2 separate regions of the Homo sapiens genome follow, and region 1 is linked to region 2. A link is an interaction called in ENCODE POLR2A ChIA-PET data of the cell type or tissue named here. Cell type or tissue: GM12878. All regions are shown on one strand. Links, peaks and the distances in the headings refer to the core of each region. The heading gives the core; the rest is flanking DNA.

Region 1 (12,169 bases), core at 3,161-8,160, 750 kb before region 2:
TTGTAATTTTACATGAGTAGGAAGAAGTTGGCATAGTTTATTGCACCTAGCAAGTTACCTTCACCTCTTTTGACGTTTGTGAGGAGGCGGTGAGTATGGATTGGACAAGGCTACTTGGTGTTCTCTTCCTTACCTTAGTCCAGTAGCAATACTGGGGGATTTCTGATGCTCACTTCCAACAAATTTCATCACTTGGAGTTCGGCCTGTGTTTTGCAGTGGTGTTAAATCAGTCTCCTGGCCTCCAGATGTTCTCCTCCTTCTGCATACCACAGCCAACATCATCTTTTAAAAATGCCCACCTTCAGTAGCTCCCATTGGATATAAGCTGTCTCCCTGGTGTGGTACGCCAGCCCTTCTGCCCTGCATTCCCACTTCCCTTCCAGACTTGCCTGTTTTCATTCTCACATGGTCCAGGCATGTGGAATTATTTATTCTGCCTACACTTATGGAATATGCTCTTTCTTGCCTCTGGGCTTTTTCCCTTCTGACCTCTTTCTCATTTTCTGGAATACTGGCTGCCACCAACCCCCACTCCAAATTATCTGCTTGGTAAACTCCCACTTGTAGTAAGGACCTGGCTCAAGGGTCCACCAGCAGTCCTGAACCACCACATTCTCTGTCCTGTGTGGCCCTAGTAACATACTGGACATCTACTTTTTTTTTTTAACTGCACTTAATGTACAATATTGCATTATTTCTTGACAAGTCACCCTTATCAGATGGTGACTTACCAGAAGGCAAGGGAAGTGCCTGTCTTTTCTTTATTTCTCCAGCATATAGCACAGATTTTTCCTGCTTATAGAAGCTCAAAGATACCTGTTGATTCAACACATTTATTTCCAGAGTTGAATTTGTCTATGTTCCCCTCTGCATCCAGGTGAACACTTAGGGAAAAGGGGGTTGGGATTATAACAATTTATCTCAGACACCTACATCTGGCAAGGGCATGAGCCAGTGGCAGGCTGTATACACCAAAGCTCACCCTGAGGGAAAATGAGCTTTCACTCTGAGTCAAGGGAACAGACCCCTTACCGGGGTGGGGCAGGTACAAATGTGACCCCAATTAGTGTTTTGAGTCTTGCATCCCTCATTCATCTCTAAAGAACTTTGGAAAGGCTTTTCTATGACTTTGACTCATGAGATTCTCTTGTTGTCTCTGGAGGTCCTGGGTGCTGTGTGAACAGACCAGCGCTTCATTCTCTGCAAGTGGTTGGCTTTTGGTCAGTGACTCAAGATTTTCCTAAGGGATGTGAGAAGCCACAGAGCAAATTAGGGTATTTTGAAGAGATGTCTTATGCTCCTGTTCTGGCTGTGGATGGCAGCTGGGAATTGTTTTCAAGGGGTACCTGTCCCAGGAGGTCTTCATCCCAGAGTCCCTGGAGTTCTCTATTCCAGTGTCAGTGGGGTGTCTCTCTCTCTCTCAGTATCCCTAGAGGTCTCTGTCCAATATCTCCAATGGTTTCCATCTCAGCATTCCTGGAAGTCTCTATCTCTGTGTCTTCTAGTTTCCCTGGAGCTTCCACCCCAGCATCCCTGTCGTCTCCATCCCAATGTCTCTAGAGTGTCCATCCCAGCGTCCCTAGAGTCTCCATCCCAATGTGTCTTGTGGCTTCCATCCCAGGGCCCCTGGAATCTGCAATTCAATATCCCTGGAGTCCTCATCCCAGACCTCATTCCTGGAGGTCTCCATCCATTGCATATCAACATGGTCTGCTGGGAAGGATCGGATGGGCCGCTGAGTCAACCTAGCATGCTGTATGGCATGGTGGACATGAATACATAGGATTGCCAGACTTAGCAAATAAAAATCCATGATGCCCAGTTAAATTTGAATTCCAAATAACAACCTTTTATATGTTTATCATAAGTATGTTCCAAAGGTTTGGTGACCCCGGGAGCATGGGCTGTAGTTTTTTATTCTAGAGCAGTGTGTGGTACATTATAGACACTTGATAAATAATAACAGAAAAAAAAAGAGGCTGGCCCCTACCTAAGTGACTCTAAGCCAGTTTCAGAGCCTGATTTTATCACCTGTAAAGATGATGCAACAATTTCTACCCCTTTCAGCTGTTGCGAAGATGAAATAAAATAACCCGTGAGAAGTTACTGTCACATTAACAGGCAGGCTGGTGAGCGCGCAGCCCTAGGGAAGCTCTGAGGGTCTTCATGGGTTTCGCATACGTGTGCATATGCCTTTCAGGCAGACGCTACCTAAAGAAGAGAATAGGAATTTCACCTGGGAAATTTCATGGGATTAGGCTCAGAAAGTTTGAGAGGGCATATGAGTAAGATATAAAACTTTAAAAATAACCCAGCCCTCAGATTCCTGTTTGGCAAAGCTTGATTTAGCAAGAGTAAGTTTAGATAACAGGTGTATATTTCAGAAATCAGTAATGGTTTAAAAATATGAGTTGTGAAAAAATAGAATAATAGTCGATTTTTTTTTCTCATAGCACTAGGCATTGTGGAACCATTTATTGGATGGTTTCACTTTATACTAGTGATACTGTATGTTCCTGAAATTGAAACAGTTAAAGATTCTTTGTACTCTTTGATAAAGGAAGTTCGTTAGGCTGCAAAAGAAAAGCCTCTCTTTCAGCCATTTGTGGTTATGGAGAATCGGAAGGTACTTGGATCTGAATTCAGGGAATTTCTGGAAGAAGTCATACATTTTCATTTCCAGGATGCACATGAACTTTCGTATTATGTTAAATGCATCAACAGTCATATCTTGTTTTCCCCCAGTCTCTTTAAAAGTTAATAATATTTGTGTTTTCAGTAATGAAACTTAGGTATCTTCATTTACAAAATGTAGAATATACAGTAAAGCATAAAGAAAAAAACAATTTCAGAGATAATCACAGTGAAGCATTTCAGTTATTTCCTTGCATTATTTGATTTCTATTTGTTCCTACTCTTGGGATAATATTTGTTGAATGATTGCATACTTCTTTGTCACAAATCCTACTAAGATCAGTTTCTTGGTATAAAAAATTCAAAATGAAAGAATATATTATGACTGGTTTTTGTATAGAAGATTATAAAAGGAATGGCAGTGATAACACTCCACACACTTGATACAAGTGTAAGTTTCACTGCAGATTGAATTGTTGCAACAGATACAAGGGAGGGTGATTACATTTTTATTTCCCAAATGAATTAGTTCGTCTTTAGTGTTTCAGGTTCATTCTAAGGGTGGCAAGTGATTCCATCCCGAATTACTCTGATATGTATTCTGTGCTGAATCCAAGTATTATTCCAAATGCCAACTAACTTGGTTGACACATAAGGCAGTGTTTGAATGCTGTTGGACATTTACAAATTGGCCATATTTTTATAATGCATAAAGACCTACAGTGCTAATGAAAAAGAGTTTATTATCAAAGCATCTGTAGCATGAGTCTTTGCCACTGAACTGTGGGGAAGATGTGGAGTCACTCTTTCTGGCTATTTAGGTGCTTTTCTTCAAAATGTGATTTTTCTAAATGAAAACATTTTTTAACATCTATCTCAGTTTCTAAAATGTGAATTTTCTTCAGGTTTTTAAATGTGTTTCTTGGTCTTTAAGTTATTTTCATCCAATTACTCAATTCTGATTCTCTTACTTTTCCCAAAAAGCTTGAGTGTAATATAAACATAAATCAAAGGGTACAGTCTTACAAACTGTGGTATTTTAGTAAGAAAGTTCGTCTGTAAGCTCTCAAACAAATACCTGTGAGTCCACATGGCCTAAACATCTGCCATGGGTAAGGTGGTGGGATTGAGGCCCACAGACCCAATACTTGGATCAGGTAATGATCATAATTCATAGCAGATATAATGATTTATGTCCTTGGAAATGTTTGATTTTAATTCTATACAAAATAACATCACAAAATGAGAACATTAAGTCACCAAGGGAACAAAAGGCACTAGAGATGCATGAGTCTTCTTGCACACCTGGCCCAATGTGAGTAGCAGCCCATAGCTGCATGCCTCACATACCTGATGTAATGTGAGTACCAGCCCATAGCTGCACACATTGCACACCTGACCCAATGTGAGTAGCAGCCCACAACTTCACACGTTGCACACCTGACCCAATGTGAGTAGCAGCCCATAGCTGCATGCCTTGCACACCTGACCCAATGTGAGTGCCAGCCCATAGCTGCATGCCTTGTACACCTGGCCCAATGTGAGTACCAGCCTATAGCTGCATGCCTCACACACCTGACCCAATGTGAGTACTAGCCTAAAGCTGCAAGCCTCACATACCTGACCTAATGTGAGTACCAACCCATAGCTGCATGCATTGCACATCTGACCCCATGTGAGTACCAGCCCACAACTGCACACGTTGCACACCTGACCCAATGTGAGTAGCAGCCCATAGTTGCACACCTTGCACACCTGACCCAATGTACCAGCCCATAGCTGCATACCTCACACACCTGACGCAATGTGAGTACCAGCCCAGAGCTGCATGCCTTGCACATCTGACATGATGTAAGCACCAGTCCATACTGCACACTTTGCACACCTGACCCAGTGTGAGTACCAGTCTATAACTACACACCTTGTACTTCTGACCCGATGTGAGTACCAGCCCATAACTGCACGCCTTGCACACCTGACCCAATGTGAGTATCAGCCCATAGCTGCCTGAATACCTTGCACTAAACCCCTTGACTTACCATTACAGTATTTCTAGATATCAGAAGATATGTCTGTATAAATGTATGTGCAACAAATAGTATGGATTTCTGATCCTTTTCGTTTATTATTTTGAACCATTTGTTTGGCTAATGGTTTGAATTTACAAAACTACAGATAAAAAAGGAAAGATTAACTTGCTGTTTTTATGCTCTGGCTGAATTTGCTGTAAGTATTCAAAACCCTTAAACGATAAACTTAGGTGCATTAAAATTTTAACAAGTTTATTTGAACATTTAGAGATTTAGGAATCAAGCATCACCAGACTTCCAGCAGCTCTCCACTTGTGGGTGGGGGTGGCAAGGGAGGAAACTTTTATAATATTCTTCCCAGAAACAAGACAAAGAAAATGCCTCTAGTTGGTTAAAGTGGAAACTCCCTAGTTAGAGGTTAGTTGGTGGTTTCTAATTGGTTAAGTCTGAAGTTAGACTTTAGTTAGGGTTTTGTTTCTGATTGGTTAAGCTTAAGTTTCCTTTTACTATTTACATTGAGTTGAATTTTGGTTTGTTTACATAGGAACCCAAGACAGTGAAGCCTCCTCAATCTAATGGCCTCCCAATTATTTTAACATAGCATATATTCTTATGAGACGCATAAAATAAACGGTAGGCTTCTATTTAATGAGTTTCTTCTTTACAAAATGACTTTATCACACTGGTTCTAAACAAGGGGGATTAATTTTAAATTCACATAAAATTTATTTTAAACAACTGGCCAATATCATTATTTTTCGGTGATTATAATTCTTATTTTTACTTGAAAATTTTACCTTGGAATTACTCTTTTGGAGGCAATATATAATTAACAGGAAAACTGAAGATGTTTATCAGATCAGCGATTCTGCTTCCAGTAGCCACACTTATTCGTCTTTTCCAAAGAGTATATTTTAGTCAAGTTGACACAATTAAAGGGAATACATGCTGAGCGGTATGAAATCAGAGATTAGCAGTGAATGCAAAAAGGAGTAGAACCCCATTGTGGGAAGAGATCCCAGGTAATGCTGATTTTCATGTTGTGTTTACATTAATTATGACTTAAGACAAGCAGCTGGTGATGGAAAAGGAACAGTGCTTTTCACTGCAGTCTTTTTTGTCCTCTTCCAATCAAATCTTTATGAACCTCCACTTTAGGGTTTAAAGGTTTCCCCTTCTCTGTCCCTTTCCTTCTCAGGGCTGGCCCCTATGCACAGGTATGTCCTTTATGATTCTCTGGGCTTATCTCTCTCTTTCTTCTACTTGTTCTCCCCTTTCTTCTAATTCGCTTATTTGATTAATTTACCCAATATATGTTAAAAAGTCTCCTTGTTGTCTGCTGGCTTTGTTACCTTTTGTCCAACATTTGCCAAACATTAATGTTCTTAAGTATTAGCTAGGACATTTGTTCAAAATTAAGATGCCCCTCCCAGCTCTGCTGATTTAGCTGGCTCAGGGTGTGTGCTTTTAACAAACTGGTGGCCAACTGACATGCCTGGGAAAGATTTCTAACCATTCTGTTCCTTCTGCTATTGTAAAAAAACAAAACAAAACAAAAACAAAAACAAAAACAAAAAAAACTAATCTGTACTTTTTTTTTTTTTTTTGAGACAGAGTCTCGCTCTGTCGCCCAGGCTGGAGTGCAGTGGTGTGATCTCAGCTCACTGCAAGCTCCGCCTCCCGGGTTCACGCCATTCTTCTGCCTCAGCCTCCCGAGTAGCTGGGACTACAGGCGCCCGCTACCACGCCCGGCTAATTTTTTGTATTTTTAGTAGAGGCGGGGTTTCACCATGTTAGCCAGGATGGTCTCAATCTCCTGACCTGGCGATCCGCCCACCTCGGCCTCCCATCTGTATTTTTTTTTTCCCTGCTTGAGTTGGGAGAATATCAGCCTAGTACAACAGTTATCTATTTAGTTATAAGCAAGTAAGTACATACAGTTGGTCCTCCCTGGGTTCTGCATCTGCAGATTTAACCACAAGCCTAAAATATTTGGAAAAATTAAAAACAAACAATACAACAATAAAAATGATACCAATAAAAACAATATGGCATAACGACTATTTACATTTATAATGTGCTCGATATAAGTAATCTAGAGATGATTTAAAGTATATGGGAAGATGTGCATAGGTTATAGGCAAATACCAATCCATTTGATATCAGGGACTGGAGCATCCATGGATTTTGGCACTCGAGGTGGTCTTGGAGCCAATGCTCTGGGGATACCAAGGGACAGCCGTAAATAAATAAATAAATGTACAAAGGCTTCCTATTTCCCAGATCCCATGAGCAAACCAACAAAGGGCTGTGATAATAATTGAATAACTTATTTGCATGTACATGTGCTACAGACTGAGTATTGAGAGCTTTTCTCCTACCAGGTCCACATGGGGTTCATCCAAATGTATTAGTTCATGTAGTTCTTCTTTCAAGACTCTGTGTTACTCAAATATTTATTGAACCTACTTTATGCCAGGAAGCTTCTTAGGCATTAGAGAAACAAAGATGAAGCATCTTCTCTACCTGATGAGGACTTTCTAGTCCAGCGCAAGGGTTGGCAAGCTGGGGCCCCAGAGTTGCCTCCTGTTTTTGTAAATATGCTTTTATTGGCACACAGCCACACCCACTCATTCACACATCTTCTGTGGCTGCTTTTGAGCTAAAACTGCAGAGACGAGTAGTTGGCACATAGACCACAAAAGCAAACTATCTGCTCTCTGGCCCCAAAACAAAAAGTATGATGATCTTGGCCTAGTGGGTGAGACGGGCACAAGCAATTAGATTCTCCAAGGGAAGCCTGAGTAAAGGGTCCTGAAAACACCAAGAGTAAAGGGATATGATGGTGCATCGATCTGAAGAGGCTGCATAGAGAAGGTGTTCCTCCAACGGGGCCTGAGAGATGCTTGAGGAATCTGGCAGGGAAGACAGAGAGTCACATGGGAAAAGTCAGAGATTCTGATGAGGCTGAAAAGTGCTTGGCTCCGTGGCACCTGTTGGTGACAGAGAGGGGGAAGTAATTATAGGTGAAGCTCTGAGCATTAGCTGGGGCCAGATTATAAAGAAGTTTAGACTTAGTCCTCTAGACCAGTGACTCCAACTGGGCCAGTCTTAGGTTCACCTGACAGGCCTTTCAAGAGTGTAGATGTCCAGGCCTGTCCTCAAGTCCTCTGAATTCCACTTTCCGGAAGTAATGCCAGAATCTTTTTTGTGAGAGAGAGCATCACTCTTGTTGCCCAGGCTGGAGTGCAGTGGTGCAATGGTATGATCTCGGCTCACTGCAACCTCTGATTCCTTGGTTCAAGCAATTCTCCTGCCTCAGCCTCCCGAGTAGCTGAGATTGCAGGCACCCACCACCATATCCGGCTAATTGTATTTTTAGTGGAGACAGGGTTTTACTATGTTGGCCAGGCTGGTCTCGAACTCCTGACCTCAAGTGATCCACCCACCTTGGCCTCTCAAAGTGCTAGGATTACAGGCATGAGCCACTGTGCCCGGCCAGAATCTTTGATTTAATCAAGCTCCCATTGCTCTGCTGGCTTGGTAAATTTGAGAACCTCTGCTAAAGGCATTGAGGAGCCCAGGAGATTTCTACATTTATATGTTCACATAATCATATTTGCATTAGGAAGATACGTCCACCATATTGTGTGCAGGATGCACTAGGCACTAGAACTTGCAGAATTTGGAGCGAGGCATGGCAGTTGCGGGTTGTGGATCAGGTGAGAGTAGAGGGTGCTTAGACTTAGGCAGTGATGATGGCAATGGAGATGAGAAGCCAGATTTGAGACACGTTTCAGTTCTGATTTTGACAGCAATTGATGGCCAACAGAGTGGGTTGGCTGGTGGGAAGCATCAAACCATTCAGTGAGTTTTGGGAGTGTGACTGGGATAGAGCATATGGGAGGATGAGCTGTAATTCTTTGATTATTAGAAGATACATGAGAAAAAAGATCTCAGATTTGTATGAATACTGAAGATAACCTAGAAAATTAATTGTATATGGAGATAATTTAAAGCATGAATAGTCCTAGGAAATCACAGGTTAAAGGAACCATAGAAATATTCAGTTGGCATTTTTTTTCAAATGAAAAATTATCTCTGTTAACTGAAAAACAGAAAGGAACAAATCAGATACCCAGAGGACCCACAAAGGCAAAAGTCGCGAGTTAAATTTAGAGCAATAAATCATCATCTGTAATCCTCACAGCACTTAGAGATTTGCAAGTAATAATTAAAGCATAATAAAATGTAAACTATTAGTGTAATTATTAACAATATTGATTAATAACTTTTACCCTAAATATATTTGTGGGAAAATATTTTCCTGATTTTATATCTCTAAGATTTGCTGGCGGCATTGTTTAGTTACTGCATGCCATTAAAATGTATCTTTGTTATTTCATTCTACTTGCTAAATAATAAGAGACTATCCATCTATTTTTGCACCTTTTAATCTTGGTATTTAAATATATAAGAATGCTATTAAAATGGTTTGATCTCAGTTTTAGTGTGTTCTTTGAAATTTATTTCTAATAACCAAGACTTTTAAGGAGCTCAAAATGCTCTTTCTGGGATAGGGAATGAAAGAAGTTAATATGATTCTGGGAGAATGGGTACCAGACACACGTAACAGTATTAACAGCAACAAAAATTAAATTACAGTTATCTTGAAATTTGCATAGCCCGAAGAATACATATTTACTATTTTTGAGGAGGGTAGAGAAAATTCTGACTGAGGAGATAGCTAATCACATGACCATATTATAAATTTGTCACCATATTTTAAAATATTTTAGAAAAAAACTCACAAAAGAATTAAAAACTGTGATTTAAATGTGATCTAACTATTTAAATATAATGTGATACTATTTGGAAAGGCTTTGTAATTTTGAAATTTAATTATCTTCTGAGAAACCCATGAAAAAAATACATGAAGCAGACATTTTTTAGGATAGTTATAACCACAAAATAAAAAGTCTCCTAGAATTTACTTAGAGTCGACCAGCATAATGAAAAGTCTTGGAAATCACAATTATAGACATGCTGGTGAATTGGTGAATTATATGAGTTGGTTACATGATTAAATTAAATCATTATATTTAAATTTACTGATATGATCACGATATTAAATATTTACACTTAGATAATCAAACTAATTTTACAACACTTTATGTTTTAAAGGATATAGTTACTATTTTTCCTTATTTTATTTATTTATTGAGACTCGCTCTGTAGCCCAGGCTGGAGTGCAGTGGCAGGATCTCTGCTCAGTGCAACCTCCACCTTGCACATTCAGGGATTCTCGTGCCTCAGCCTCCCAGGTAGATAGGATTACAGTTGTGCACCACTACGCCCAGCTAATTTTTTTGTATATTTAGTAGGGGTAGGTTCCCGCCATGTTGGCCAGGCTAGTCTCGAACTACTGACCTCAGGTGATCTGTCTGCTTCGGCCTCCCTCATGCCTGTAATCCCAGCACTTTGGGAGGCCCAGGCAGGGGGATCACCTGAGGTCAGGAGTTCAAGACCAGCCTGGCCAACACAGCGAAACCCCATCTCTACTAAAAACACACAAAAAATTAGCTGGGCATGGTGGCGCGCACCTGTAATCTCAGCTACCCTGGAGGCTGAGGCACAAGAATTGCTGAATGCCTGCGATGGAGGTTGCAGTGAGCCGAGATGCTGCCACTGCACATCCAGCCTGGGCAACAGAGCGAGACTCCATCTCAAACATAACTTGTTATCTTCAAAAGTCTACCAGTGCAATTGAAAATGTGCGTATCATGTAGGATGTCACTATACTTGAAAAGTTCTGTGCCAGTTAGATGTTGACAGCAGTGAGGATGGAAGGAAACTTGCAGTGAGGAAAGTATTGTGTGCAGGAAGCTGGTGCAGGGACAGGAGAGACTGGTCAGCTCTCAGCCTTCCCCAACTGGCTCATGGGCAGTGTCTGTTTTGTCTTTGGATTGTTTCGTGATCAGCCTTGGTCTAAACTTTTATTAATCAGCAACAAACGTTTCTGTCAACATTGTTAAAATGTCTTTATACATTTTATCGGCTTCTGCCTTCATTTGCTCTAGTACAAAATACAAATCTACCTTCCTTAATTCTTCTTTTCTCAGTTGTAAGCAAACCTCTAACTCATACGTTCAATAGGAACTTGTAATTTTTTCTTTGATTTTATAGTCATATTCATCAGAGGCCAATTGAGTTATTCTAAGAGAATGTCCTTTTAAAACACCTGTGTCTTTCATAATTTATGGAGGTCAAAGTTAAGTTTTATAGTGTCTCTAGATGAAATGAGTCATTTAGTTAATATGCTCATGATGGCTCAACCTTTTCTTTAATGCCGGCTGCATTTTACTACTTTACATGAAGATACAAATGAACTTCATCTATTAAGGTCCCCACTGCTCCCTCCGAGAATATATTGTTATGCTTAGTGATTTGTTTCTAATAGGCCACTGGGGGAAGTGATGGGACCCAGGAATGAGTTATTCAATCCTAGAGTCAGTAAGCAAGAAACTTTGGTGAAGACGTAGAAAACGCACTCAGGTGTCTAGTGGGGAAACGAAGAATGGGCTTCAATATTGTGATTTTGCATCTGCCAAACTTAATAGCTTTGTGATTTGAATTATTCAGCCCATTGGATCTGTGTACTCCTCATATGTTATTACTCCTAAAAGGAATCTGGTTTATTGCACGTGAATGTGCAATGTCAAATTTTATTCCATGGCATTTGAGAAAAAAAAAAAAAAGTAGATCCATACCACAGGCAGAAAAAACTCATGTTTTTATTTGCTATAGCCATAACACTGAACTGTTACACTTTGGCAAACTCTTGCTTTTCATTTTGGTAATGACAGGAGAAAAATAGAAGTATAGAATCATTCCTCCAAGCTATACAACTAATGCATTCAAAGAATCTAATCTCTTAACCTCTTGCACCACTGCCTTTTTCCCTGAAGAATGGCAATATTCCTTATTACTACCTATTTACATCTAGGGGTGTTATGAAGATTAATGAGATCACTTAAATGCTTTGGGTTGCTCAAAGCATTGCCCTGTTAGGGAGACTGACCCTACTTGCAACATTTGGTTAGCATTTCCAGTTGGCCAGGGGCCAGAAGCATTATTCCTTCATGTTGGAAAGGCTGGTGGCCTTTCTCATGAACCTCACGCATATTGTTTTCCCTCCTCTGTGCTCACACAATTGCAAGATAAAGTGGTTGCCTCTTCTGTAATACCTTGGAGGACAGCCACTTGCAGGGTTCTGTAGATCTTACTTTAGTTTGTGAGTGGCCCAACACCTGGGAATATCAATTTTTTATCCCCTTTAGAAGGTTTTCTCTCTTTTTGTAACCTTTAACTTTGTAGGTCATTGACCTAAACTGTGATGGATCAAGCTGTCTTGAGAGATTTCAAGTCCCTCATGTTGCCAGCTGGCTTGGAATTTTTCCTACAGCAAAAATGCATTTGGAGTTGTATGTGGGGCCAAATAGTT
Region 2 (12,169 bases), core at 2,735-7,734:
CAAAAACAGATTTGTAGGTTTAGTGATTTCTATTATGTTAATACCTCCACCCTGGGTAATTTCAAGTTGCCGATGGTTTAACAACTGCCTTGCAAAAGTCTTCAATATTCACAATCAGTGCTGAGCTGCATCTGACCAGTCCCAGCCCATCACTGCCCCTCCAACAACCATCCTCACACACAGAAACCAGCCTGGAATCTTCTAGCACATCTCAGTGCCTTCTCTTCAGAGCATTCTCCAGTGGTCACTGAATGGTAGCACATGAGCCTTTTGGAGTTCCCAGCTGATGGAGTAACTGACCATTGCAGAGGCTACTGAGTAGGTTGTTCAGAGATGGTAACTGTAGAGGGTGTATGAATCTGAAAATGCGCACAGCAAAGCCCTTTCTCCTACTTTGACCAGAGAAATCAGAATGCTCATTGGAGCATTGGAAGATGAGAATGCTCAGTAGGAGAGTAGACAGGCTGGTAAAACATGAAGTGGAGGGAAGCAAATAGAAGAAAAGCAAACCCTTCCCCGGGTGCATGGCCCCCACAGCCTGGGGGAAACAGGAGGGGTGGGAGAGCCATGCAGTAGGGAAATCTTTCTGCGGAAGATGAAGCTGAGGGATTTTACACAAAACATGAGGTGGCTTCTCAGAAATAATATTCAGGGAAGACCAGATTACCTGTTTGATTAATTAATCCCTAAGAACATAATTACTGTAGGATTTATTCCTAGAAGCTAGCTATCTGAATTGAGATTTGCTTCTGCAACAAGTCAATATGAAGCAGGGAATCTAAGATCATTAGAGACCAAAACTTAGTGCTCATTTCATTTCTAGGGCCCAAGTCCCCTACTCCCTCAATGTGAAACAGTGACTACAGAAAAGATGGAGACCAGGGGAGAACGAACAGCTCCACGATCACAATGGGCGTGGCCTGGGAAGTGTGTAAAGTATAACCTGGGCAAAGGGGCAGATGGAGGTGACCTTTCTTGTGCTTTCTGTGAAGAAACAGAGGTGTATTGGAGCCATGACAGTGCACAGCCAAGGAAAGCTATAGAAACAATAAGGAACTGTGCACATGGCATGTGTAGTCAGGAGCAGCATCACCTGTCACTGGGAGGAGTACAGGGACCCAGCAAGTTACCTGTGAAGAGGGAGGGGAGCTGCTCTATCCCAAGGACTCCCAGCAACTACACAGCTGGCGGGTTGAAAGTAGACCCACATTAGCAGCCAAATGAAGCCAGCTCAGCTGCATGTGCCCCCAAAAGGCAGAGACATTAACTGGGGAGTGGGATAGATAAGGAGGATGGATTCCAAGTGACGGAAGGAAGGGGAATAAAAGGAGAGGGAGAGGAGTTAAGAGTTGAGCAACAGGTGTGAGGAGAGGGCAGGTATGAGGAGGGGGCAGGTGTGAGCAGAGGTGCAGGTGCAAGGAATGGGGCAGGTATGAGGAGGGGAGCAGGGTGAGGAGGGAGCAGGTTCTAGGAGGGGCTGGGTTGGAGGAATGGGGCAGGTGCCAGGAGGGGACAGGTTTGAGGAGGGGTGAATGTTAAGAGGGAGGCAGGTGGGAGGAGGGGGGCAAGGAACCAGGATGGATCAGGAAGAAGGAGAGGGGCAGGTACCGGGGACAGGTTCTAGGAGGGGGCCAGTGTGAGGATGTGGCAGGTGTGAGAAGAAGGCAGGTGTGAGGAAGAGCTGCAGAAACCCGGTTCCTGAGCTGGCAAAGAGAATGTGGGGCTGGTTCTCTAAAACCTTCCCCACTGGGAAATGCTACTTCCTGGGGTCAGAGAGAAAGTGGTATAGTGAGGGTCCCAAATATATTGAGGGAGACAGAGAAAGGAGACAAGGGGAAGAAAAGCTAGCATCTGTGTGTGTTACTCATGGTTCTCCAGAGACACAGAACCAACAGGATGAAAAGCGAGGGAAAGAGAGAGGGAGGGAGAGAGAGATACATAGGATTGATTTATTTTAAGAATTGGCTTATGTCATTGTGGAGGCTTGGCGAGTCCAAAATCTTGGGGAGCAGCCAGGCTGGAGACCCAGGGAAGAGTTGCTGGAGTTTCAAGGCTTCTGCTGGCTGAATTTCTTCTTGCTCAGGGAGGTCAGTCTTTGTTCCAGGAAAGGCCTTCAACTGATTGGACGATGCCCACCCACATTATGGAGCGTAATGTGCTTTACTCAAAGTCCACTGATTTAAATGTTAATCTCCTTCAGAAAAAAAAAAAAAAAAACACCTTTCCAAGATAATGTTTGACTAAGTATGTGGGCACATTGGTCTAGCCAAGTTGATGCATAAAATTAACTATCACACTCTGACTCCCATACAAAACGTGGAACCTGGAAAATGTATGAGACAGAATGAAAGGAAAGGACGTGATTTCTGAGCAATGCTGATGGATGATTCAGATCCAAGGAAATGCCTGAAAGTGTAACACAAAATAATTATACGTTGTGAACAACAGATTTCAGAAAACTGGAGACAAGGCCTTTGAGTTTTTGAAGAATGTTTTTAAAATGATATTTATAATGGAGAAGAAGTAGAAGGAAACTTGAGTTTATGGACTTGCAGGTTTAGTGGGGGAGTTGGTAGATTTGGGAGAACGTTAATTACAACGTAAGTTTAACATTTTATTAACAAACCTGTGAAGAGAAAATGGGGTATATACAAAGACTTAAAATACTTTGAGGGTTAACTTTGGGGGGCTTTGGGGATGCTTTCTTCCCCTTCTCAGTTTGGCACCAACTGAAGACGGATCCAGGAGTGGGAGCTATGGACACCACCTGTGCCGTTGTTCATGCTATCCTAGCTGATGTGTGGCCGCCACTGGCCTTCTTATATTTCACAAGGAAGGAAATTTATGCACAAGTGACAGGAAGGACTCCACAGCCTCAGCTGAGAGGCTACCCCTGAATAAGCCAAAGACACTCTGGGAAGGAGCCTCCGGAGGCCCCAGATCTATAAAGAGGCCAAGTCCAGAGGACCAAAGGCAAGCATGGAAAGTCGTGACTCAGAAGTCTCCCTCTCTTAGAAGCAGGTACATGAGGCCCAGAAACAAGCTGGAAAGGCTTCTTCAACATTGTCTGAGGAACTTCTATGTGAAATTGTCCTTGCCAATTTCCGTGTTGTATAATATTCTCCTACTGCCTCTCGTTTCAAGCTACCAATAATGTCAACCAGCTCACAAATCCCTGAAAACTCACAGGTGGGTAGAAGCTGGCCCTGCACACAACTGCCAGGGCATACTTTATTATGCCAGGGAATAGAGGCCATATTCCCTGCTAGAATCTATGCCATATTCCCTGCTGGAATCTATGCTCAGAATGAGAGACTGAGGTCCTAGGTGGAAGAACTTTGGAAGCAAAAGCTGAATGTAGAATGGAGATATGCAACACGCTTTTGAGAATCCAGTAGATTTCCCTCAGAATTGCTGTGTCCTGAGATGCCCAGAATTCATTATTTGGTGCACCTGAGTTTGATCCACACTTCAGAGAGCAGCCCTTTAATTTTTTGTTAACCATGATAAAGGTGACTTGACCACATCCTGTATGAATTTCTTATAGGGAATCCAAAAGAAATAATTAAATTCACTCTGTTTCTGCTATTAAGAACACATTTCAGGCTGTTCATTCAATTTGATTTATATAAATGTCTTGTATACACATGTATCCATGTAAATGTGAAGCTTTATACTTGCAGAAAGTTCCTTTTGTTAGTATCCAAAGTTAACAAAGACAGCTTGTACCTGGTCTGACAGACTGTCCATAAATGTCTGTAAGTTGGTCATTTTACAGTTATATTATGATTTTCATGAAAATGTATGAACCTAATTGCTTTTGGATTAAAATCAAGCATTATAGATTTTATGTACAAAGATAAATTTAGAAGAAAAACATTTTTAAAATCCAGGAAAATAAGAAGTAAATATAACTGTAGGAAATCTTAAAATTAAGTGTAATAGAAAATTGATCCTTTCTTAATGAAAGGATCAATTGACCTAAAATAAAAATGACTTTCTCTTATTTCCTCTTATTTCCATTGCGTCTTTATGCATTCTAATGCTCTCTCCCAACTTCTCTACTGTGGTACTTCATTATGATGGTTAAGTAAAAAACTAATAAACAATGCCAATCTACCCCTGACCAGCGCATAGCCATTATGCCACAGGCATGAGACCCATGGTGTAGGGAGTATGTCTTGTTCCTTTTGGCTTCTTTCACTCAGCTTGATGTTTCCAGGGCCCATCATCCATGTTGTATCATGGACAGGATTTCATATCTTTTTACTGCAGAATAATACTCTGTGGAATGAATATACCACATTTCATTATCTATTATCATTTATTTATCGTCACTTGATGGCTATTTCAATACTTTCCACTTTTTAGCTCTTGTGAATAATGCTCATGAGAATATGCAGGTCCAAGCTTTTGTGTGGACATACATTTAATTTATCCTAGGCATATATTAAGGAGTGAAATTTCTGGGTCTCATGGTAACTCTCTATGTTTAAATCCACCAGCAGTGGATGAAGGCTCCAATTTCTCCACATCCTTGTCAATGCTTGTTATTCTCTGGTTTTCTGAAACTATCTTAATGGAAATTACCTAGCATCTCGTTCCTATTTTGACTTGCATTTCCCTGACGACCAGTGATGTCATACATCTTTTCCTGTGCGTATTGGTTATTGTATATCTTCACTGGAAAATACCTATTTACATATTTGCCTATTTATACATGGGTCTTTTTTTTTCCTTTTTTTTTTTTACTGAGTTCTAAGAGTTCTTTACACAATTTCTTTTCAAAGCAATTTTATAGGTATTACTTGTGTAATAGAAAATCAAATGTCTATATTTATAAAGTATATTTTGGTTTTGATCTCCAAATTTTCTGACAGAATTGTCTCTGCATTTAATACTGGATTAAGAAATCAAAAACACTGTGCATGATAAATAAGCAAACATACCTGGACCAAGTGTGTTTGGGAACCAGTGGCTGGATTTAAATTATGAAATATTCCCTGTGTATATTTAGACCCTTCTTCAGACAACGTGACCAAAATGAGGCAAAATCAGCTGCACATATGTCACATAAGGAAGAAATGAAAGTGCTAAAGTGGAAGGTATGTGAAATTCTACAGGAGTCATGCGAAACCACTTTTTAACAGATTCGAATTTAACCAAGAATAGTTGAATGATACAGAAGAAAAAAATGTAGTTTTTTGTTTTTATCTTTTCCGACATATTTATGGTTAGGTACATACACATACCTTGTAATGTTAGCCTTGCAAAGGATCTTAAGCACCTTAAGGTCCTACATTTGAGTGCTAAAACCACCTACTAAATGTATATTAATTTATATCACTCATGGATTGCATCGCTCAGTGTTTTTATTCCTCTCAGTAATTAGGCTACGTAGAGACTTTGCTGCCTCTGAGAAGATTTGTATTTCTTGAATATGTAAGCCAGGACTGCCAAGGAAAAGAGGTACTTTGATCTTAGAGACTCTTCCCACAAAATTAACCAAAAAAGAAAAAATCATCTTTCTGTGGAGTTTTTGTTTGTTTAGGACATCTTAAAGAACGTCAGCGATAAACTATTTGAGCCATTTGATTATTTACTATTTTTCCTAAGAGAAAGTAATGAAAGAGAAGAGAAAGAGGGAAAGAAAAAAATGGAGGCCGGGAGGAAGGGCTGATGGGTGCCCAGCATTTCACTGGATGCTTCCACATGCATTAACATTGTTGATTCATTACGACCATCGTTGAAGAAAAGAGTTATATCCACAGCTTATCACTGAGAAAACAGACATGGTATGAAAGAGAAAAAGAATTACTATTTCTTAAAATCCATGTTTATCTTTAAATGCTTAGACAGTAATCACTTAACACTGAAAATAATGAAAAAGGACAATTCTGATTTTTGCCACATAATAGATCCATGTTAAAATTAGCATAGTATAATCTAAACTCCACACTGCCTCAGAAACATGGACCAAAGTAATATCACTGTTTATTTTATTCACCTCTTGTTCCTAAAACGATGAAAAATTCTGGAAAGACAGATAAAGATTTTTAATTTATGCCGATGAAGCGCCTCTTGCCTTTGCCCTGAATATTGGATCCAAATATGAGCTAATTTAAGTTGTAGATTTTCCTCAAGGGAAAAATGAGCGAGGCTGGAGGGGAAGGTGATTGAGGGAGGTGGCGGTGACAGTCTTCAGTTGTCCAGGCTTCCATCCTCTCTTGCCTGCGCTTGGGGGCGCCCAGCCCACATCACTTCTTCCTGGTGGTTAGTCAGTGATTGACTGCCATCCTTGTACCCGGGAAGCCACACTTTAGCCTAAGAATCATTGAGCAATCGCAGTCTAATCTGTTTCATGAAAGGGTGTTTTTTTCATCACTGCCGTTAGTAGGAAATCCTTGAGTGATACGCCCACAGCACTTTTTCTCAATTGGTCTTGCAGCAGCACCAGTGTGGGGTGCTTGTTGCGTCAGAATGTCTCCCCTGGTTTCTGTCCCTAAGCTTTCTCCTCCTAGTTCCTTCCCATTGAGAACAGTGGGTACAACAGTATTTCAGAACCCGCCATGATTTATTCATTAGAAAACGACTACAATCAGAACTGCCTCAACTTCTCCCTTCCTTTCATCTTCTTTCGGAGTGGATCTTCTTTTTCCTTCCAATAATTTGTGTCCCTGAACTGCTGTGGTATGCTGGCTCCTTCCTAATAGATCACGTCTGAAACAAAACTATCAAACAAAATATTGGACAAGAAATAAACCATGACAAGATGGCAAAGGAGGCTGTTTTCACTTTAGGGAGACCATCCAGTTGTCAGTAAGTTATAAAATAAAAATAAATACAGCTCAGCATTTGGGTGCACAAATCACAGACTCTCAGTAGGTCATTTAAGTCCTTGTCACTGCCTGAGGATTCACAAGCTTGGCAGGACCCTGTGATGGAGGCTGCCACGCTCCTGACCCCTGGATTCCAGTCAAAACAGAACTCTTTATCTTTTTAAGCCCTTAGCCATTAGGGGATGGGAAAACATTTTTGAGACCAAGCAACTTAAATCTTCATTTTATCAAGGATTTAATGAACTCACTCAGAAATTGCTCAGTCTCTCCAGGAGCTGACCCTCCCCAAATTCTGTCTTTGGCAGAAGTCCTGGTTTCAGGGAGGATATTTGGCTCACACCTCATTGGAGTGTTGGGAGAACGGGTCCCTTGCCTGGTCTTCGCTAGGGGTGGGAGAAGCAGAACCAATGTCTCCTCTCCCTCACTTCCCACAATTCCCTTGGCCACAGGAGGATGGGCTCCTCTTTGATATCCACCATGTCACCACATAGTGGTCTTCCTGTGATAAGTAGAGGGGAGGAGTTGAGTAGCTTTTTGAACTACTACGGGAAGTTCTATAGACTGAGTGATCCAAGTTTGTTCCTTAAAATTTCTAAGGATGAATTACACAGGAATATGGAAAAGTCCCCGAAATGATATAGCCGGGCTGTGACACTGCTGCTGAGATAGTTTGGATGTGTCCCCTCCCAAACTCATGTTGAAAGATGATCCCCAATGTTGGAGATGGAACCAGGTAGGAGATGTTTAGGGTCATGGAGGCAGATGTCTCATGAATGGCTTGGTGCCCTCCCTGCAGTAATGAATAAGTTCTCACTCTGTTCATTCACAGGAGAGCGGATTGTTAAAAAGAGCATGGTGCTGGCCGGGTGCAGTGGCTCATGCCTGTAATCCCAGCATTTTGGGAGGCTGAGGAGGGCGGATCACCTGAGGTCAGGAGTTTGAGACCAGCCTGCCCACATAGTGAAACCCCATCTCTACTAAAAATACAAAAAATTAGCCAGACGTGGTGGTGGGCTCCTGTAATCCCAGCTACTCATGAGGCTGAGGCAGGAGAATCACTTGAATTCGGGAGGCGGAGGTTGCAGTGAGCCGAGATCGTGCCACTGCACTCCAGCCTGGGCGACAAGAGCGAAATTATATCTCAAAAAAAAAAAAAAATAGCATGGTGCCTCCCCCACCCCTCCTCCCTGACTCCCCGACTCTTGTTCCCGGAATGGGGGTCCCCTCTCCTTTCTCCATGAGTAAAAGCTTCCTGACATCCTTACTGGAAGCAGATGTTCATGGCCTGCTTCTTAAACAGCCTGAAAAACCATGAGCCAAATAAACCTTCTTTATAAATTAGCAAGCCTCAGGTATTCCTTTACAGCAATTCAAAACAGACTAATACAGCTGCCTAAATATATTGCATGCCCTGAAACTACATTTTAATTTATGATTTTCCATTTCTTATATTTTGTATCAGATTCTTCCATGGAGTTGATTTTTTTTTTTTTTTTTAGTCTGGAGAAGTACTCAGAATAATAGAAAAAAAGCATTTTCTAAGTTTTAAAATCTCACTTTTTTGCCCTAATGCTTCCCTCCCCCCCCATGAGGTACACCTCCTTCCTCCTTTCCAAGTCCCAGGCAGCCCCAGGCCATTTCTCTGGGACCCAGCTGAGTGACAAGAACAACCTGGAGCAGCTGCTGGGCTTGTCTGCAATGCCAGGTGCTGGACCAAGGACTGCGTCAGATTATCAAGTTCATTCTCATGATATTCCTATGCTAAAGCTATGGTTAATTTCCTCTTACAGGGGAGGAGCTGGACACAGGTAGTATGTGAGACAGAAATAATAAGTGCGAGAGCAGGGATTTAAAACCAGATCATCCAAATGTATTATCTGAGCACACTGCACGCTCCACTCAGTTGCTTCCTCACTGGAGCATGTTTGTCTATTTCTATGCATGCCGCTATTGTCATTGCTATACTATGAGTGTTCCAGGACCAGGATGTCTGCTTTATTTACTCTATAACTCCAGCACCTAGTAGAGCTCCCGTCCCGTAACAGGAGCCTAATAAATGTGTGCTGAGCTAATGAGGTGCAGCACAAGTTGATGATGATGAAGAGATTGAACCATATCACCCAAGCCACGGGTTGGGCCAGGGCAAATCTGAGGCCACTGAATGTTGCACAAAAAAAAAAAAAAAAAAGACTATCCTTAGTTCTATGGGAGCTAAGGAAACTCAGGGGCATGATTAAAAATTCTAGTTAATGGAACAGACAATATGTAGAGTTCAGAAGAGGAGGATGAAGAAGGCTTAGGAAAACAGGGCTCTGTAAGATGGATAGACTTGCAAAGTGTGAATAAGATTAAGTTAAAAAATAATAGAAGGCACCAAGGAATAGAAAATAGGATTAATAAAAATCACCTGGCCTATGTGAAAGGCCACAGGTTAATCAATGAGCCTGAAGCAGAGATTTGGTGCAGGGTTAGAGAGAAAGATAGAAATAAATGGTGGAGCTGTACTATGCATAGTCCTTAATCCCTATTAGGACTATTAATATACTCCACTATAAATGTGGAGTGCAAAACCTCCATGTTTCGGAAATGTGGAGGATGGGTGGTGGTGGCAGTGGAATTCTGATTTGACTGTAGCAGGTTGGATAATGGTGATAAGTGGGGAAGAGGGAAGGAAGAGGCTGGGAGGGAAGCTGGAGGAATTCAAGTCAAGTTGGGTTTGGTTCAGGCACACTTGGAATGATCTAGGTATGAGAGTGAGTATCAGGGTGATGGGGGGTGGAGGGGAAGAAGTAACCAAAGGAAAAAGAACATGAGGAATTATTTGAATGTGGAGATGGGGCTTGCAGGGAGATCCTGGCACTAAGAAAATCTAACTCAAGGATCATGCTTTTCATGCAACATTTTCACCCTCCAGGGCTACCAGTATCTGTTCAGTAGGATTTCTTTAGACAGGTTCTCTCCTGTGGCCTAGGTCTCATGTGAGAGCAGCCTGTTCTACACAGCAACATGACACAGTTATCAAACCTGCTCTCCCTTCAGCGTAGAGAATGCAGACCACTCAAGAGTGAGTGTCTCCAGTTCTCACTGCAGCCTGCCCTCTTCTCCTAAAGGGGAACATAACCAAATTTGTTTCCCGCTCTAATCTTCTCGATGGATTTAAGAAACTGCCCACTCTAAGTTAAACCCTATAGCAACAAAACAAAGCAAATGTTTCTTCATATTAAATTGGAAGCCATAACCAAAACAACTGTGAGATCTCCATTTAGAAAAGGCATATAATATGTTTTCACAAAATCCTCAAATATATAGTTTAGGGCGAGAAGACAAACTTTGTGATTTCATGGTCTCCATGGATTATAAAAGGTTATTATTATTATTACTATCACTATTATTCTACATTTTAGGACAGGCCTTTTGCACATACTGAGGTTAAGATCTTACTAAATCTATTGCTTGCTTTTGGATCACTGGAATTTAACAAAGACCATAATTACTACTGGTTTTCTGTTCTTTTTATTTTACTTTATCTTAATGTCAACCCTAACCAATAGTCATTAGTAATTGTTTTATCAAATTTGCTCAGGAAAAATGTTATTAATTATTGGCTTTAGCAGCATCAGAAGGCAGTACAACCAACAGAGAAGGACGTTTTCCCAATCACTTCTAAATCCAAATTAATGACACAAAACCTCAGTTTCTTATGATCTACAGCCCTCTCCTGAAATGCCGCCCAGCACCACCTGAGCAAATAGAATGTCCAGATTTGATCTCAATCAGCCAAAGCCCTCATCACAGGAATGAATGGCTCACGCACTTTATACCAGTAGAAGTGTCTGCAAAGTGAACATGGATGACCGAACGCACAGTTGCTTTTTCCACATATGTGTTACAGAGAAGGAAATTCAACTCCTTTCTCAATAGGATGAGGGAATGGGCTTTTGGACTAACTTACGAGCAAATTTCATGTTTTACCCCATGAACTTCTAGAAGTGTCTAGAGCTAGGTTTTAGAAAAAGTTTCAAAGAGGAAAAATTGTGTCTTGGTACATCATAGGCCCAATCTTTTATCACTCCACCCTCCTTCACCTTCTGAGACAAACTCTGCATCCAGAATTTGGTTGATTTCCAGCTCTAGTGCTATTAAAAATGAGACCTGAAAGGATGGGAAATACCCAACTACAGCAACATTCACTAAGAAGTACTCGTTCCCACCCTGACCTTTGCAAATGATCTACACAACAATAACTTTGTGTGAATTACTAGATTATATGGCTGGAACAGTAAGATATTTGGGGCATCCAGAAATAGGGGAAACAATGGGGGAGGCCACATGACCCACTGAGGACCTGGGAATCATATCAAGGAGGAGGCTGCTGGGCCCAGGTCAGCCCAGACACAGAAGCACAAACGTCGGGGATTCAGGTTCCCCAGGTTCCATCGGGGATGTCAGCCTCCACCTGAAACAACTGACCACATAAAGCAGACAGACATGGATTCCATGGGATCTCATTGGGAATGGATCACAGGTTTCAGCCTGACACCCCAAGACGGGTGCTGACAAATGGGAGTGTAATTCTTGACAGCTACTTTTAAAGGATAATATCAGTCCTGAATTTCTGCAGAATGTATTGCTACTGCCCAAGAAACGAAAAGAAAAAATAAAGGCTCTGAGAATGTGGGGTATTTAAATTTGTACCTTTGCGAGTTTAAATTTCCTAGACATTGATTTGTAATTTTTTTTTCGTCAATCAAGAAAGCTCCAGATTTTGAGCCACTTAGACCCTTCCTTTCTCAGAATAATAATGTTTGTTTAGATCCTTGTTAAAGTCTCAATTTGAGAAAGATCAGAGTTAATTTTAGCCGTAATTTGTAAGTTATTTGGCACGGTACTCAAGCACACTGGATAAATGTTTGAAATGCCAGAAGTTTCTTACATATAATGAACACTTTCTTCCCCTCCCTTTTATCCACTTTCTCCCCCTCCCTTTTAGTATGAGAAATTATTTGTGTTCAAAAGAGACAATCATCGTATAGATATGTAAGAATATATTACTATGTCAGCATTAAATGTTAATTTATTTTTTGATGATTTAGATTTATAGTGGTCATCATCTGAGGAGATGGGAAACCTGTTTAAATGGTTACTTGCAGACTGTGTTACTGGGTTCAGTTGAGGGGAAGGGTTAAAAGCATGCATGAATAATCATTTTTAATTTAAACTCTAATATGTGGCTTGATTTTTAATATATTAAATATGTTTTTAATGGCAGGTTGTTATTCATAAGGATGTGGCTTCCTGTTGACATATTTTTAAAACAGTCATTTTTTTTT

The links. Peaks named below come from ENCODE experiments on the same cell type or tissue, not always from the same donor. Only the 100,000 strongest peaks of a DNase experiment are listed, where the experiment ranks them.
Region 1: POLR2A ChIA-PET joins it to region 2 with 5 read pairs; 1 of 35 experiments calls an interaction of 5 or more read pairs at or near these places.

What each region holds. Positions count from the first base shown.
Region 1 is chr5:9,324,493-9,336,661 of GRCh38, reverse strand. The region is part of intron 4 of SEMA5A (semaphorin 5A); the gene reads left to right. Among named protein-coding and RNA genes, the nearest start is that of SEMA5A-AS1, 180 kb to the left of the region's middle. In GM12878, for the core only: no CTCF peak of the experiment used is centred there; a DNase peak (open chromatin) is centred at 5,095.
Region 2 is chr5:8,570,455-8,582,623 of GRCh38, reverse strand. No RefSeq gene overlaps it. Among named protein-coding and RNA genes, the nearest start is that of MIR4458, 120 kb to the right of the region's middle. In GM12878, for the core only: no CTCF peak of the experiment used is centred there; a DNase peak (open chromatin) is centred at 4,620.